3 separate regions of the Mus musculus genome follow, and all the other regions are linked to region 3. The links are chromatin loops, found by intact Hi-C in ENCODE. Cell type or tissue: left cerebral cortex. All regions are shown on one strand.

Region 1 (5,000 bases), 740 kb before region 3:
TGAATATACTAAAATATTAGCATGAATTTTGAAACAGTAGTATCTACCTTAGTATCTGTAAGTTTGAATGCTATTTTAGTGATTTAAGCCTATGACATTTTTAAACTTTGGATTTATTGACTATTTTTATGACTAAGATATTTTGTTGGTGAAGTACAACATGAAATACTAGGAAACACACAGCATCACTGTGTTTTCACCATCGTGTTCGTGGTTTTTATGAAGAAGCATTCCTGCTGGATCTAGAATCATTGACTTCTTTACTGAATAATGAAATATTTGTTTGTAATAACACGCGCAGTATCTTTCTTTCATCTTTTCTTGATAATTTAGAAGATAAACACACACAAATATTACACACATACCACACACACACACACACATATATGTGTATATGTATATATATATGCTATCAGTTTGGACTTTGAAAGCCTGTGTCCTACATACCCTTCTATAATAAAACTTCAGGAAACAAAACAAAGAGTTTAATTTGAAAACATGTTTTTGTTATGAATGGAGGAATGGAAGATTAAAAGAACTTACAAACAACAACAACAACAACAACAACAAAAACCCAACCCCAACAATCCCTCTGTAAGGAGCAGTTGTTTCTCACACATTCTGTGACTCCTTTGGATTTGTTTTATGTTTGGGTAAAACACTTTAGTGTAATGATGCCTAAATGAGACAAAACAAAACAAAATAAAAACAAAATGCAACACATAAAAGTTGGAAACGACAAAGAGATAAAACCAAACCAAAAAAAAAAAAAAAAAAACAAACAAACAAACAAACCCCAAAAAACAAAAACCAAGGGACACATTTGACTCCTGGTGTTTCTGAGTCGGAGCTTCAAGCTCTTTCTATTCTTCCCAGCCCACTCGATTACCCTGCAGGTTGTGGCAGACAATTCCCAGGAAAAGCTTAGACACGGAGCCTGCTTGCTTCTTGACTCCATTTTAAACCTTTTGTTCACACCAGGGTGGCATTTTTTCACACCACATGTGGCAATTTTGACTCCTAGCCAACTTGTCTTACAAAATCAAAGTCTGCAGGGTTTCCCCACCCCCACCCCCTCTGTTCACAAGGAGCTTACTGAACTCTGACTGCTGGAGAGTCTTCCCTAGCTATTGGTGCAGAAGTTTATGGAAAAATGTTTTTCCAGAGAGAGAAAGGGAGAGAGGGGAAGAAGACAGGCAGAGTGAGAAATGTCCTGCCTTGAAACACTGCAGATGAATTCTTAGATAGAATAGATGTTAACTCTGCAAATATTACTTGTGAAAAAAAACACAGAGAGCTCTATGCTTATTAATTTTTAGCATTATGCTTAATGTTAATTATAAAATCAGGATAATTAAAGAAAACACTAAGGAGATGTAAATTCCAATATGATCATGTCATTTTAAAAAGCTGCCATGTAATAATAAAATGAAAATATCTGCGGGTACATATTGTCTTTACCCTGCATTTTACAATACTCACTAGGAGCGAATGGATGTTCCTTTTGTATATGATACTGAACATGCTGTGTTTGATACTATCTCTAGCCAGGAGTAAAAGAAAAGGTTCTTCTAGAACTGTATGCTGTGAACCCCATCAATGAAATAACTGCTCCTACTTCATCTTTTTAAAGAGAATTTTCTTTCATTCTTACTTGTTTCCTTTAAAGGGTGCCTCACTCATTCACATTTTGTAATGGCAAATTGCAAAACTATAGCTGAGAAATGATATAAAACGCACTCACCAGCAAGTAATGGAAGAAACAGTATTTTACCAAATTCAAAGGTTTGTGCAGAGGCTGTTCCTCTATTTCTAGGAGGGACATGAAGGAACACAAATCTCTGAGTATATGTGATGTTATAGATAACAAGGCAGATGCAACTGTATGTAGGTTTCCCCTGGGTAAGCTTACCCTGTTTTCTTTTTATTTATTTATACTAATAAGAACATTTAAAGATAGACATTAAAAACATTTCTTCAACATACATATTAATTCATTATCTGTGTAAGAATGTCAGTAGAAGGTGGTTGTTTTAGTCAACCCATGGGTGGTAATTGTATGACTGCTTAGTTTTTCTGCAGTAGCACAGTAATCATATGTTTTAATCGTAAGTGACAAATCACAAGGCAAAAGGGAAATCAGATATTGGAAGCCATAGTAAACATCTGTAAAGTATCAAATATCAAGACCAAAGAGACTTATTGCTTATTGATATGGCATGAAAATATACTAAAGTTTTTTGCTAAAACGTCGGCACAGAGGAACAAAGCCTTTGTAGTCAATGTGAGCTGCATGTTTTATTTATCAAAATAACAACACTATTGTGCAGTAAGGAAAGAAATATAGAACAGCTACATGTGAGGGCATGTATGCCTTTGCTCCCTTCACTCAGACAACATGTAAGTAAACTCACTGCATTTGAATTATTCACTGCAGGGTTTACAATAAGAAATTTATCTGGTAAATTGAAAAGACCTCAATTAAGAAGCATGCACAAACTCACACTCATACACAGTCATATACACACATGCATGCTATGGGTAACTGTAAAACAAGAGATAGTCCATCAGAGCTTAAGAGAGAGAGGGCAGCCTGGTTTCCAGCAGAAGATGACTAGCAGGCAGAACCTCGTAGCTTTCCCTTAACACAGGGCAGTTACTTCGGTTAACTTAGAAAAAGAATGGAAAATACAAAGCATGTGATTTCCAGGAATAGATAAACCCAGACTCACTGCTTAAAAATTAATTGCAGATGGGTTTATATTCCGAGTTTTTTTTTTATGGTGCCTGAATATTTATAAAGTACATGGTTTGCTTTTCAGTTAATTTAAAAACTGACCTTTGTACAAATAGAAAGGAAAGCATTTTTTTTTTTTGCATCTAGAAATAAAATGTACAGAGGTCAAATGAAACTATTTTCATTTAAGCTAGAACAAAGAAGCTAAAGGAAACAAAATATCTGGTCAAACATGTACCTGTGTTCAACCCTCACAGAATGCTAACCAGAATCTAAACAAACAAAACAAAACAGAACAGAAAAAAACAAAAACACCCTCGTAAATCATTTGACCCTAGGAACTTTAAAGGAAGGAAAAATATTATCTAAGGTATAGTAAGTTTATAAAATAATAGTTACCTACTTTTGCAGCCAAAAATAAACGTGTGCTGAAAAATATGATTGTTGCATGTGCATCCCAAAGAGAATAAAAATCCATCTAACTCCTCTTTCTTCATTGGTAGAGGGAAGAAGCAGCTTTGATTGCTTTTAGGTTTCTTCCTTTCCACCCTTGCTGCCTAGTCCCTCTTCTCGCCAGTGTATCTTTATGTTAGGAGAAACAGAACACAATCCCAAGACAGACATATTCAAAATAAACACTTCCGGGGCCAGAGAGTAACAGGCTTGCTGCTTTTCTTTCTAGCTTCTTTTAATATGAGTTTATACGTTCTGCCACAAAATTCAACTTGTAAGTAATCCTGTGGTACTTCAGCCTAGATGAAAAGAATGCTCATTGTGAATTATATTTCATCTGTCACAATAACCTTTTTTATTCTGCCCTGGACCTCCCCCTTGCCTTTGGCAATTAGAGAAAATATGTATGCCTTTAAGTATGAAGTACTCGTTTCTTCAAATCCAACCAAACCACTCCTGATGACAGTCACAGACAGACAGTGCTTTCAAATCACCATGCTGGGGAGATGCACCCAAGACATCCTCAAGCTACCCAGTTTCACAAGGACACGGTGAAATTGGGCATTCGGGAATGAGCAGGTGCCATAAGTCTCATTAACATCAGCTGCTGGTGAGCAGCAAGGAAATTTTAGTTATATTTAAAAATTGAAATGCAAAAACCTTCTAGTTACTTTTTTAGTTAAATCGTGCCCGGAGACAGATATTATCAGTAATATTTACTTCAATATATTAAATCATAATGATTTTATTTGTCATTTGTACTTTCCTAAGCACAAAATAAGTTATGTGCTTTTAAGTATATTTCAACACTTCCAATTAATATTTTTGCTGATGTTTAAAGAAGGAGAGAAAGCAAAGAAAACACATTCCTTTCAGATAGAGTTTAGCAGACACTGTCATTCAGTTTAAAAATCAATGTGTTTATCCGGTTTACTTACTCTTATAAATTCACTGAAATCACCTTGAGAGGCTCAAGTTCACCTTTCTGGATTTAAGCCTGTTAAATAACAGACACCATCAAGTCGTCCCCGTAAAAGGATAACTTAGATGCTCGGCTTTATAGGGTGTAGTAAAAGTTAGCACACTTCTACCTACAAAGCTACAAAAAAGACCTTAAGACAGCTACAAAGGAAAACAGAGGACAGGAGAAAAAAAAGTTCCGTTTTCACAGCAAAACAAAAATCCCTGCTTGTACAGTATCCCAGGCAGTCTCCAGAACAGCTGGATAAAGGCATACGAATAATTTAAGCCAACACAAAATTCATCAAGTATGAAGAAAGAAAGAAGGAGAAAAAAAAAAAAACCAACTTGAGACTAAAATGAAAACCTTTTGGCCCACAGCACAGGTTGGGCACAAAAGTGCTGGCTAAGCTATCTATTTCACACATGCAACGACAGAAGGTTCGATATTCATTCGATCGATGAGTGAAAAGGCACAATGGCAAAATCAGACAGACTTCTTTTCAAATACAGATCTCCAATGTCCCCCTCCAGTCTGCAGCTGCACGGCTGGTGGTGTGGCTCAGACGGAGCAAGGGTTACATCAAGGCTGCTCTCTGGACCGTGCAAACAGTCTAGACCAATGACCTGCAGCATCATGCCCTTTGAAGAAGAGGCAAGTTCGGTCATGATGAAGAAGAATCGAGGCGTACCCCCTTTTAACAATAGGGAGCAGCTCGAGGCTGCAAAGAGGTAAGCAGGGTAAGAAGAAAACAGCATCTGCTTCCATGGTTACAGGCCAACTATGAGAACCTCGCTTTTCAAGGGAGTCTGTTCTCAGGCTCCCTTGTGGGGTGTGCTGTGCATTGTA
Region 2 (5,000 bases), 920 kb before region 3:
ACCCGAAGACAAATAAAAAACTTTATCCATGTAGTCCACTACTAACTGTGTTAAGACAAACTACACAAAACGTTTCTGAGAAAACATGAACTTATGCTTTTCAAATGCCCCCCTCAGCCCCAAGAATTTTTATTCAAGAAATTTGCCTATTTGGACTCTAAAATATTAGCATTGAAATTTCAAGCTGTGAATTCATGGGCAGGGCCCCGAAGCCTCAGAAGTTAGAGCCATTTTGAACTTTATCCTGTTCTGTGATCTGAATGTTTGTCATTGTGGAGACAGAGGCATATAGTGTGGTTCTTGACGTTAATTATACTATGAATATTTTCCATACCTATTAAACACAACAAAGTTGTTTTGAAAGGGTGAGTCATTTTAGGAGACTGACAAGTTGTCTTTTAATTTATTGGTTTCGCATCTCATTCCAAGTTGGCTCTTCTTATAGAAGCCATTGTATTATTTATAAGGTTAAGATGACTGGCTGTTATTTTACAGCCTTACAGCCAATTTGCACTGACGTGACTCTTTTGATGAGATCATCATGATTGTAAATCTTAAGGTTATGCTTTTGATCTTCATAAAGAAGTTTGCTGGCCTCCATCTTTCGAGCCCAGATGGCACTGGCATTCCCTATGCAGTTATCTTATAAATGAATGTCTTTGATCTGGAGGGAGGGGGCCATCACTTTCTTATCTGTAGTAAAACTCAACCAATTAAGAGTCTTCTGACAGTGGCAGGTCAGAGCTGTATTTTTAATAAGGAAGGCAGCAAGAGGGCAGAAAGATACCAAATCAGTTACTAATTGCTGGAAGTCACCTATCTGAAATGAGTCTTTTAAATCTATAAACTAGGTCTAGCTTCTCTAGTTGAAAATAACTCCTAATAAGTTTTCAATGTAAAGTTATTTTACATTTAGATGATATAATAAAATATCATTTTAAAGTATGATTAACATATGAAGAAAATTGGGAAGAGTAATTCTGAATTCACATATATTTTGTAACACAAACAAGATTGCTCTAAACTTGCCTAACTTTACACCTCATGATATGCATAATTCCCTTTTTATGATATTCACAAAGCTATAAATACTCATTAATTTAAGCTGGTCAAGTTTGGAAAATCACCTAGTCTTGTTTAAAAATATATATAGTTAATTTCTTTACACACACACACACACACACACACACAAACACACACACACACACTCCCTAAATCCCCAAATATATTCTTTGCATTACCGCAATTGAAATTTTTTGATTATCTATATTTGTACATAAAATTATTAGCAATTATGACTTCCTTTACTTTCCTTAATGCATTATCAGATCAAACAATTGAAATGAGTAGGCAGATGAACTATATGGTCTTGAAAAATAAAACCAGCCATAGCTGTACATATATGTGTTATATGTATGTGTATATGTCAATGTGTACATGTATGTGAATGCATACAGGCAGGTATATGCTTATGTGTGTATAAGAGCAGGACCAAGATAAATAGGGTTAAGATTATATAATTGAACTTAATTTTTATATATTAATTCACAGAATTTTTTCAAATATTTAGGGAAACTCTATTTTAATAGGAAAATCATCAAGACAAATGCAAGAAGGTACCTAATTTTTTTTTCTTTTGTCTTCAACCTACCTAGCAAATAACAAATTTATACCTTTGCTTTCAGGCCTTATTACTTCAAAGCATGCACATACCAGTTCAGAGATAAAATGTTATATTTTCTTGTATTATCAGTGTTGTTTATGCTTGAGCCTTTTGATCTCTCAGTCTTATTAGTCTTTGAGTTTCTCCTTCCTTCTTATGCTAACTGCATTTTGGGAAGTATAAATAGGAAGACCCATGCTTTTCTTTTAAGATAATTCTAGCACTTAGTAAATGCTATATTAAAATCCAATATTCCAAAAGCTACTTAATTCCATATTTCATAGAAAGTTTCCAAATATTACAAAAGAGGATCATAAAATAAATATTAATGGAACGCGGCATGGTCTGTTCTCCACTATGTATAATAAATAGTACATTATTCATGTGGGTATAAATGAAGTACTGTGTTTTTTGAACACCCACTCTAATGATGAATTCCATACTCAAATACAGAACTATCAGCAGAAAAGCAAACACTCCAATCAATTCAGGTAAACATTGGTGAAATACTACCTGAAAAAATAGTATTTCAGTTATCATTCTTACTGGGAAAACAAAGTAAAATAAGCACGAAATGTAGGAAAATATCTTTCTGCCAGTATCCTCAACCAGTGAACACTTCTGTAAGCTGGATCCTGTCTTTTCTTCCTCTGTCGTAGAATCACTCACTGGTCATACTGCCATTCTGTTTATGAATATGTAAATATAACGTGCACAGAAATAATAGCAGTTTGCCCAGAGACCAGGCTATAGTATACTGATTTTGTATACTCACAGAATATTTAATTTTTTAAGCAGTCAAATTAGTGCTGCAAGATATACCCTAGTTCCGTGATATGGAAATGCGCAAATGGAGCTTAGGCAGATGCCCACGACAATTGAACTGCAAATAAATGAACATCTAAGCCTAACCGTGGAGAGACATGTACATTATTTAGCTTCTTACTCTGATGCTTAGTGATACAGAGGAAGTCTTTAGGTCCTTAATTACCTTTTATTTGCTGACTAGATTCTACCTCCACAGCTCACACCAATAAATAACTAGACTAATGTTTAAATCATGCACACACAACACACACACACACACACACACACACACACACACACACACACACACCACATACTTTTCCTTTGAAGCAGAAAATGATGTCTATATTCACCCAAGTGTTGTGGAGGAAGCATTAAGCTTTGGGAAGGAAATAATCGGTGGATTTTTATTCCTGAAGTAAGCAAGCATGTTCGTGCATATTCTTTCTGCATACATGCCTATGCGTCACTCAGTGCAAGCGGTGCCCCTGCAGCTTTTGCGCAGTAATTAGATTGGTGTAATCACAGTGGAATGAAGACAGCCACACTGATAATTTCACAGTGAATATTAAAGACATATGTGCCTTCCAGTGTACAATAAATGAACCTGAACTGCTGTCAGGGTCTAGGAGGACAGTGTGGCCAATGCACCTATTGTGTCCCTGCTGCAGAAAGGAGCCTGCCGATTGGCTACTGTCTGCAGCACATAGCACTGGCTTGTTATAAAGGACTTGTCTAGGGGAGAGCCTGTAGGTACTCCATTGTCTGGTAAAGTTCATATGACTGCATTATTTTGCAAGGGGGGTGGTGGAGGTGGTGGTGGAGGGAGAGCTTAGAGGGGGTATCAGCTCAACTGTAAAAGCTATACAGATTCTCTCTCTCTCTCTCTCTCTCTCTCTCTCTCTCTCTCTCTCTCTCTCTCTCTCTGTCCTTCCTCTCTCTCTCTCTCCCCCTCTCCCTCTCTCCCTCTCCATAGATCATCTCTGCTTCATGCCCTGTCTCATTTCGCATAGCTAAAAAAAAAAGAATGCTAATTAAGATCCCATGTCTTAACCTGAAAATAATGACTCGGCTGTAATTAGAAATCTGCTGAGAGTTTAAAATTCTAGTAGGGGACCAAAAGCATCAGTTATGGTGATTAGGAAGAAAATGAAGAAGTATGTTTCTGTAATCAAGGTAAACATGGGAAAAGGGGGATTCCCTCATCTTTTTTTTTTATCCAATTTTAACCAATAGTATTCTGCTGCAGATGAGAAGATACTGTGTTTCAAAAACGATTTTAACCATCAAATTGAAAGAACACAAATCAGTAGCAATAGAAGCCTTAATCCTCCTTAGGATGCAATTCAGATGAAAGACCTGCTTTTATTTTTCTTTTTTGTATGTGTGTGTTATAGACGGATCTGAGAACGCTGTCTGGGCTTCGTGCCAAGGGCTGGTATTCACACAGCAACGACGGCCTCACAGAAGAGCTGTGGGAAGCAGGAGGGCGAGCCTCTCTTAGGGTGCCACTACTATGGAGACACAGCTGGGCTGAACAAGATTTGCTTCAAACGACAACAAGAGAGACAGAAAGTATCTGATTCAACCGCTGCCCAAGCAGGCAGGCACCAGAAGAGCTAGCAGCCAATCCGGCCATGCTCGAAGCCAGTCCTGCAGCTCAGCCAATCAGTGACATCATTGGTGAGAAACTCATTTACATCATGCAGTAATGAACTTTGTTTAACATAGCCTTCCCCCTTTTCCTATTACCCTCCCCTCCCCCAGATTAGTCCTTCCATTAATTATTCTGGTGGCATAATTTAAATCGCTATGTGAAAATGTGGCTACATTCTTCCTGGTAGCTCTTACCCAGTCTCCAACTGATGTCTGCAGTAACAGAAGTGGTTCTAAGTACAATGCTATTTTGCTTGGTTGGGTCTTGCATATATTATCTTCTCCTTCTTAAAAAGAAAAAAAAAAACTCTCAGAAAAAAAATCCCAAACTTTTGTTTATTAGATGCCCCCTCTCAATGAAATACGTGTTTTCTCCAAGTTGCTGTACAATGTAATAGGGAATGGGGGGGGGGTATGCTGCCATGGACGTTGTGATTTTTTTTCCAAGCAATCTGCATCTTGGAGGTCCCTTTCACGTTTTTAGATTTTATGTTGTAGTGGCCATTTTACATACAGTGCTTTCTCCAAGAAAAAGCTCTATGTACATCTGTCAAATGGAGGAAAGTTCTCTCTTGTTTTATTCTGTCCTTCACTGCTCTCAGCCAACATGTCATCTTATTAATGAATAGAACTGAGGTCATTTCTGAACAAATCTCTCCCTTCCCATCGCAGCACAATGCACCTGATTTGCATCCATTTACTAGAAATACTGAATACAAGAACCAGCTTGAAAAGAAGTGCAGGGAACAGCTTACATATTATTTCAGAATATGACAGGGACATTTGTTTCTCAGGAGGCATAATATGTAACAGCTGCTTTAATGTTTCTCTGAAAATGCCTGCTCTCCATTTATAGTTCAATACCTCCAGTGAA
Region 3 (5,000 bases):
ACACATGACAAATAATTGACTTTTACTACAAAAAATCATAGAGCTAAATTTGCAGATATCTTATTTCTCCAGCCATTGGACATATCTTACTGTTCCCATTTCTGAAGTGTTATAATTCATGTTTTGGTTTGGTTTGGTTTGGGTTTTTTTTTTTTTTTATGATCCTGAATCTGTGAAAGTTTATTTCTCTCAGGGTAATTGAGCCTCATTTTCTAAAGTCTTGACATCACAATCCCACCTCCCCTAGCCTAACACCCACCAACAGTTTGGAAGTTTCATCTTTCCACATTTAACTTTGATGGGTGTAATTTACTTCTCTCTTACTTAAATAAAATTAATTTAAAATGATACCCATAAAAGTGTGTAATAAATGTTTCCCTCTGACTTTCGGAGGGGCTCTGTGTTCTGGCTTGCAGAACCTCCCTGGCTGGGTTTTGTACATTTACTTAGCCCCTGCCCCCCTTAGCTTCAAGGCCTCCAGATGACCAAATCTATCTACTTCTGCATGAAAATGTATTTACAATTTCTGATTTCAGTAATAAAACAGCTTTGGAGCAAAGTCATAAGTGGGTTTATGACTTAGGATGGCCTCCTCCTATAATTTTGACATTGAAAAGCCATAAGATAAGCAGCAATTTTAATCTATTCACGACTTGTAACCTACCTCAGTTAATCAAGGAAAAGAAAAGTAAACATTCCAATATTAACTGTTTGCTGTAATATATGGATATTCCTACCCCAGAATTGTCTGTTGAGTTCACATTAATTCTATTTGTTTGAAATGTTCCTGTAAAAGCAGTCTTAGAGTATAGGTCTGGCTTCACTCATCAAAAAAAAAAAAAAAAGTGATACATTTTTTTCTTCTCTTCTTTATTTTTCATATTAAATAAATATTGAGCATCAACTGGTCTAAATATTTCTTGAAGAACTTCTATACTTCTAATTAAACCCCAAACATGCTTTTTCTCTTTTTAGATAAAAAAGGAAACCCTCATTTATTAATGCCCTGCATCTAAACTTAGCCAGAAGAAATGCGGCACCGTAAGGCAAGTTAAACACATCTGAACTCCCCTCAGCTGCCCGCAGCTTGACCTGTGTTTCCTACTCACCAATCCTGCTGCTCTTCTCAGGGCCAAGGATGTTCCGTTTCCTTTGTATCCCTTTCAGAAGTAATTGGTGTGTTCAAAACTTTTCCACATGACTCAGACTTTCTCCCCTTTGCTTTCAACTCCATGCGATAGTCAACATTCACTCTGTAGAACGTCAACCCAGAGTTCATACCAGGTGTACGGACTTCTATTTGTTTTATATTTCTATTCCAGTGGATAATAATTCCTCTGGGTTTCTATTTTGTCAAACAAAATATTTCTTTCCACCTCTGGATGCATTCAAATCAGGCTTAATGAATCTTACTCCCTCATTTAAGGTTTTAGGAAATAACTATTATTTAGCAAGTGATAATTATGGAGACAATTGCTACAATAAATCATCCTAAATTATTTCACTAACAAAAGGGCTTTCTAGGTTAATAATGTAAAATTTTTACTATACTAAATTGCTTCCTGATTATTCTACTACTATTTAAACAACATATATCAGTGAGACCATAGATGCTATTTTATATTTCTCCAACTTGTTAACATAATAATTATATGGGAAAATAGAAATACACGCTATTTTTCCTGAATCCTCAAATGAAACTTTCTATCTATAAAAACAAACTTATCTTATTACATACTCGTTATAATTATCTTAGAAGTTCCTACAAATAAAAGGAGCCTTATTATAGCCAAAAAGATTTTTTATAAATATGAAATTTGGTCTCAGTGTAGAAGGAAAATTTTATAGTGATATAAAGTTAAGAAAATACAACTGTTTCTTTGAAAAACATCACTTAATGGAAAATGTTTAGTTCAGTCTAATAAAATTGTCATTTTAAAGATAATTTCTGACTACACATTTACTTATCAGCTCATTTCCAGATGTTAAAAGCAGAATGTAAACTATTGTTTGTCCACTTATCACTGTCCATAGTTTTCAAGGGTTTTCTTTGAGGATAATTTACATGTGGAGCTAATATTTTAAGTTTTACTCAAATAACCATTGGTCACAATGATTCGTCAATGTAACTAAAATCTTGGAATCAAATTATGACCAAGATAAGCTCCAGACCTTGCAATCATCATGCCGACTGGAAAGAGGGCAGTGAGATCCCTTTTTTAACTGAAAACACAACATAATAAAGAAAAGAATGTAAACTAAATCCCAAATGTAACTGTATGACCAAAAGAAGTATTTGCATGTAAAAATGTGTTGCCAGAGTAAGGCAGATGTGGAGAAGCCTCTATGGAACACACAGAATGAGACTATCTGAAAGTTGGTATATTCTCCTGGAAAATCTTTTAATCTATCATTGATTAATTATTAAATACATAGAAATGTATGCCCAGTTGATAAGTTTCTGGTTGGTGAATTTAATACTTGGAAAACTAAGTTCAGTCCTGCAAATGAAGAATTAATTTTTCTTTCTACTCAACAAAAGTTTGTCAACACAAACATCATGGCCTCTGTCTCCTCTGACCTGGGGCATTTCTATAAGAACTACTCTGTTGTATTATTATTCAGATTCCATGAGATGATCTCAGGAACCTTGAGAGACTTAAAACATGGCAGGTTAGCTGGGGAGTCATATAGATATGCTATTAAAGCAAAGAGTGCTGACATCTGTACCATTTCTTGTACATAATAATAAGACTTTAATGAGTTTTGTTAAAAGAAAGAAATGCCTGGAAAAAAATTCCCTCTATCGGGTTAGCCTTCAAGAATTTCCCGACAGACTGAATTATTTTCACAAAATTAAAACCAATATCAGATCCTGTTTATTAAAATCACTCCCTCAATGTCCGACTATTCTTTTCCTTTGACATTTTTAAATGCTCGTCTTGTCTTCCTTTGTGTTTTTAGATGAATTCGTGTGCAGTACATTGATCAAAAGAAAGCGCTGCAAGAGAGCTTGCCAGGCTGGGGAAGGCAGTGAGCACTGAATTCACTGTTCAGCATCTAGTAACACAAGAGGCATGTGGATAATAGTTAGAGATCTAGCACACCTTAGTGGAAGCAATTATAACTACAACTGCTTCAAACACATTTCCACTTCAATTCCATTGTTTCAATGAAATTTCTTTGTACCTAAATAAAGGGATATTGGTTCGGCTTGAGCTCCTCTTAATTATGTATGCTTCCTTCCACTGAATCCTCACAGGAATTATGCAATGAGAGGAAACCTGATCATGAATTTCAAAACCAAAAGGCCTCCTCTCTTTTCAGAATATGCATGATGTTTTCATAGAGCTCCCCTGAAGCTACTGTACCAGAGACAATTGCATTTCATCTGGCATCACGGTAAAATATAAAGTATAAAGTATCACACACCCCGTGCACCCCATCAAACTACTAGTGTATTCTTGAACCACAAAGGTGTATCAGATCAGCTTTTCAAAGACTTCAAACACTTCTGTTTGCAAGTCAGTCTATGTATTCTGCTGGTGGGGTCATTTAGGCCATACGACTAAAATGTCATGGAGAAAGCAGAAAAGACATCACAAACATCTATCCTGTTATCCAGAGAGGCTTGGGAATGCTTGGTTTGCATCCTGTTCCATGGCTCTGTTACACAGTTGAGATGGGTAAGCATTACTCTCTGAAGACATTTTCCTCTCTGAAACTGGTATTGGAAGGGTAACATGTTTAGAGCTGGACCCTAATGGAAGACAAGCAAGACAATTGTCACTGAAAGAACACTATGGAGGTGGTGTGCTCCTATCTCCTCCTACCACATGAAGATGCAGCAAAATGGCTCTTACTGAACCACACATGTTGACACGCTGATCTTGAATGTCTCAGTCAACAAATTTGTGAGAACTACACTTCTGTTCTTCATCAACTATCCAGTTTGACTCTGTAGAAATTGCTTTTTGTTTGACGACTTTCTAAGTTATCAACCAAAAGAATTTGGTGGGGAAATACAACCTCTGCTTACTTTCCCATATGCACAAGTGCTGGCCAATGCCTGTGGTGTGAAGGAGTAGTCAACCAATCATCCATAGGCTCAGCTGTCAGAGCCGCTGGAGAGAAGTTCCTATACTCCCTACATCCCTGGAACTTGATCTAGGCAACAGTGACAGGAATGCAGCCAAGAATTGGTTGTAGTGACTGACACACTCTAGTAGGAAAAGTAGAACCGGTCTCAACTCCTTTTATGGTGTACCTGTTGGCACTTCAAAAGAAATATGTCAAAACACATTACACACACAAACTCACACACCACAAACACACATGCATACAAACATACACAACTGCAAACTCACACACGCATATGCATACAAACACACACCCACACATCTATAAACATATACACAGCACACACACACGCACACATACGAACACACGCACACATACATACAAATGGGCGCACACATAGAAACACACACAATAAACTATAAAATTACATCTCCTTTATCTACTCAGAGAGGAAATTCTCACTCAGCATTTTGTATTGTTTTGTTCAGTTCTACTCCTGTCTTATTTTGATCTTCCTTGTATATTAATCAGGATTCACTAGAGGACAGAGTCTGCAGAGTTTGTAGGATGAATATATACTTACTATATCAGCTTACATTGAAATAATAATACAGTTGTTACACCTGGGATTCTGAAAACCTAGTAGTTGCTAAGTCCTTGATACTCAGTACCTCAGCAGTTGGAGCACTCCCACAGTCTCACACCGCAGAGACCAACAACCCAACAGTTGGTTAGTCCATGAAGCAGTCCCAGTGTGGTGAGGAAACATGGAAGTTCCCTGGAGAGCTGCCAGTCCTTAGTCAACAATGGAAGCCTGGAAACTCTGGTGCTGATACCATTGAAGGAATGAGCAGAAACAACACAGAAGGCCAATCTCTCAAAGGAAGGATAATCTTTCTACCATGCCCTTTTTATCTGGG

The links. Hi-C counts contacts between places; a loop is a spot of excess contacts. Peaks named below come from ENCODE experiments on the same cell type or tissue, not always from the same donor. Only the 100,000 strongest peaks of a DNase experiment are listed, where the experiment ranks them.
Region 1: it touches region 3 in a loop (4-fold over the local background); 2 of 42 quality-filtered maps call a loop at or near these places.
Region 2: it touches region 3 in a loop (4-fold over the local background); 4 of 42 quality-filtered maps call a loop at or near these places.

Annotation. Positions count from the first base shown.
Region 1 is chr16:77,416,971-77,421,970 of GRCm38, forward strand. All of the region lies in intron 2 of Mir99ahg (Mir99a and Mirlet7c-1 host gene (non-protein coding)), which reads left to right. 9430053O09Rik (a long non-coding RNA gene) reads right to left here and starts at 3,412. Exons shown (of 4, transcript XR_003951960.1): 1 at 3,141-3,412. In left cerebral cortex, a CTCF peak has its summit at 906; DNase peaks (open chromatin) are centred at 967, 1,779, 2,351, 3,372 and 2 more places; H3K4me3 peaks cover 4,287 bases; H3K27ac peaks cover 4,769 bases.
Region 2 is chr16:77,233,098-77,238,097 of GRCm38, forward strand. No RefSeq gene overlaps it. Among named protein-coding and RNA genes, the nearest start is that of Gm31258, 67 kb to the right of the region's middle. In left cerebral cortex, no CTCF peak of the experiment used is centred here; DNase peaks (open chromatin) are centred at 2,591, 3,060, 3,525, 4,026 and 2 more places; H3K4me3 peaks cover 2,033 bases; H3K27ac peaks cover 2,091 bases.
Region 3 is chr16:78,153,662-78,158,661 of GRCm38, forward strand. It overlaps Gm31495 (a long non-coding RNA gene), which reads right to left and starts at 1,279. Exons shown (of 3, transcript XR_876180.1): 1 at 1,110-1,279. In left cerebral cortex, a CTCF peak has its summit at 3,112; a DNase peak (open chromatin) is centred at 3,059; H3K4me3 peaks cover 502 bases.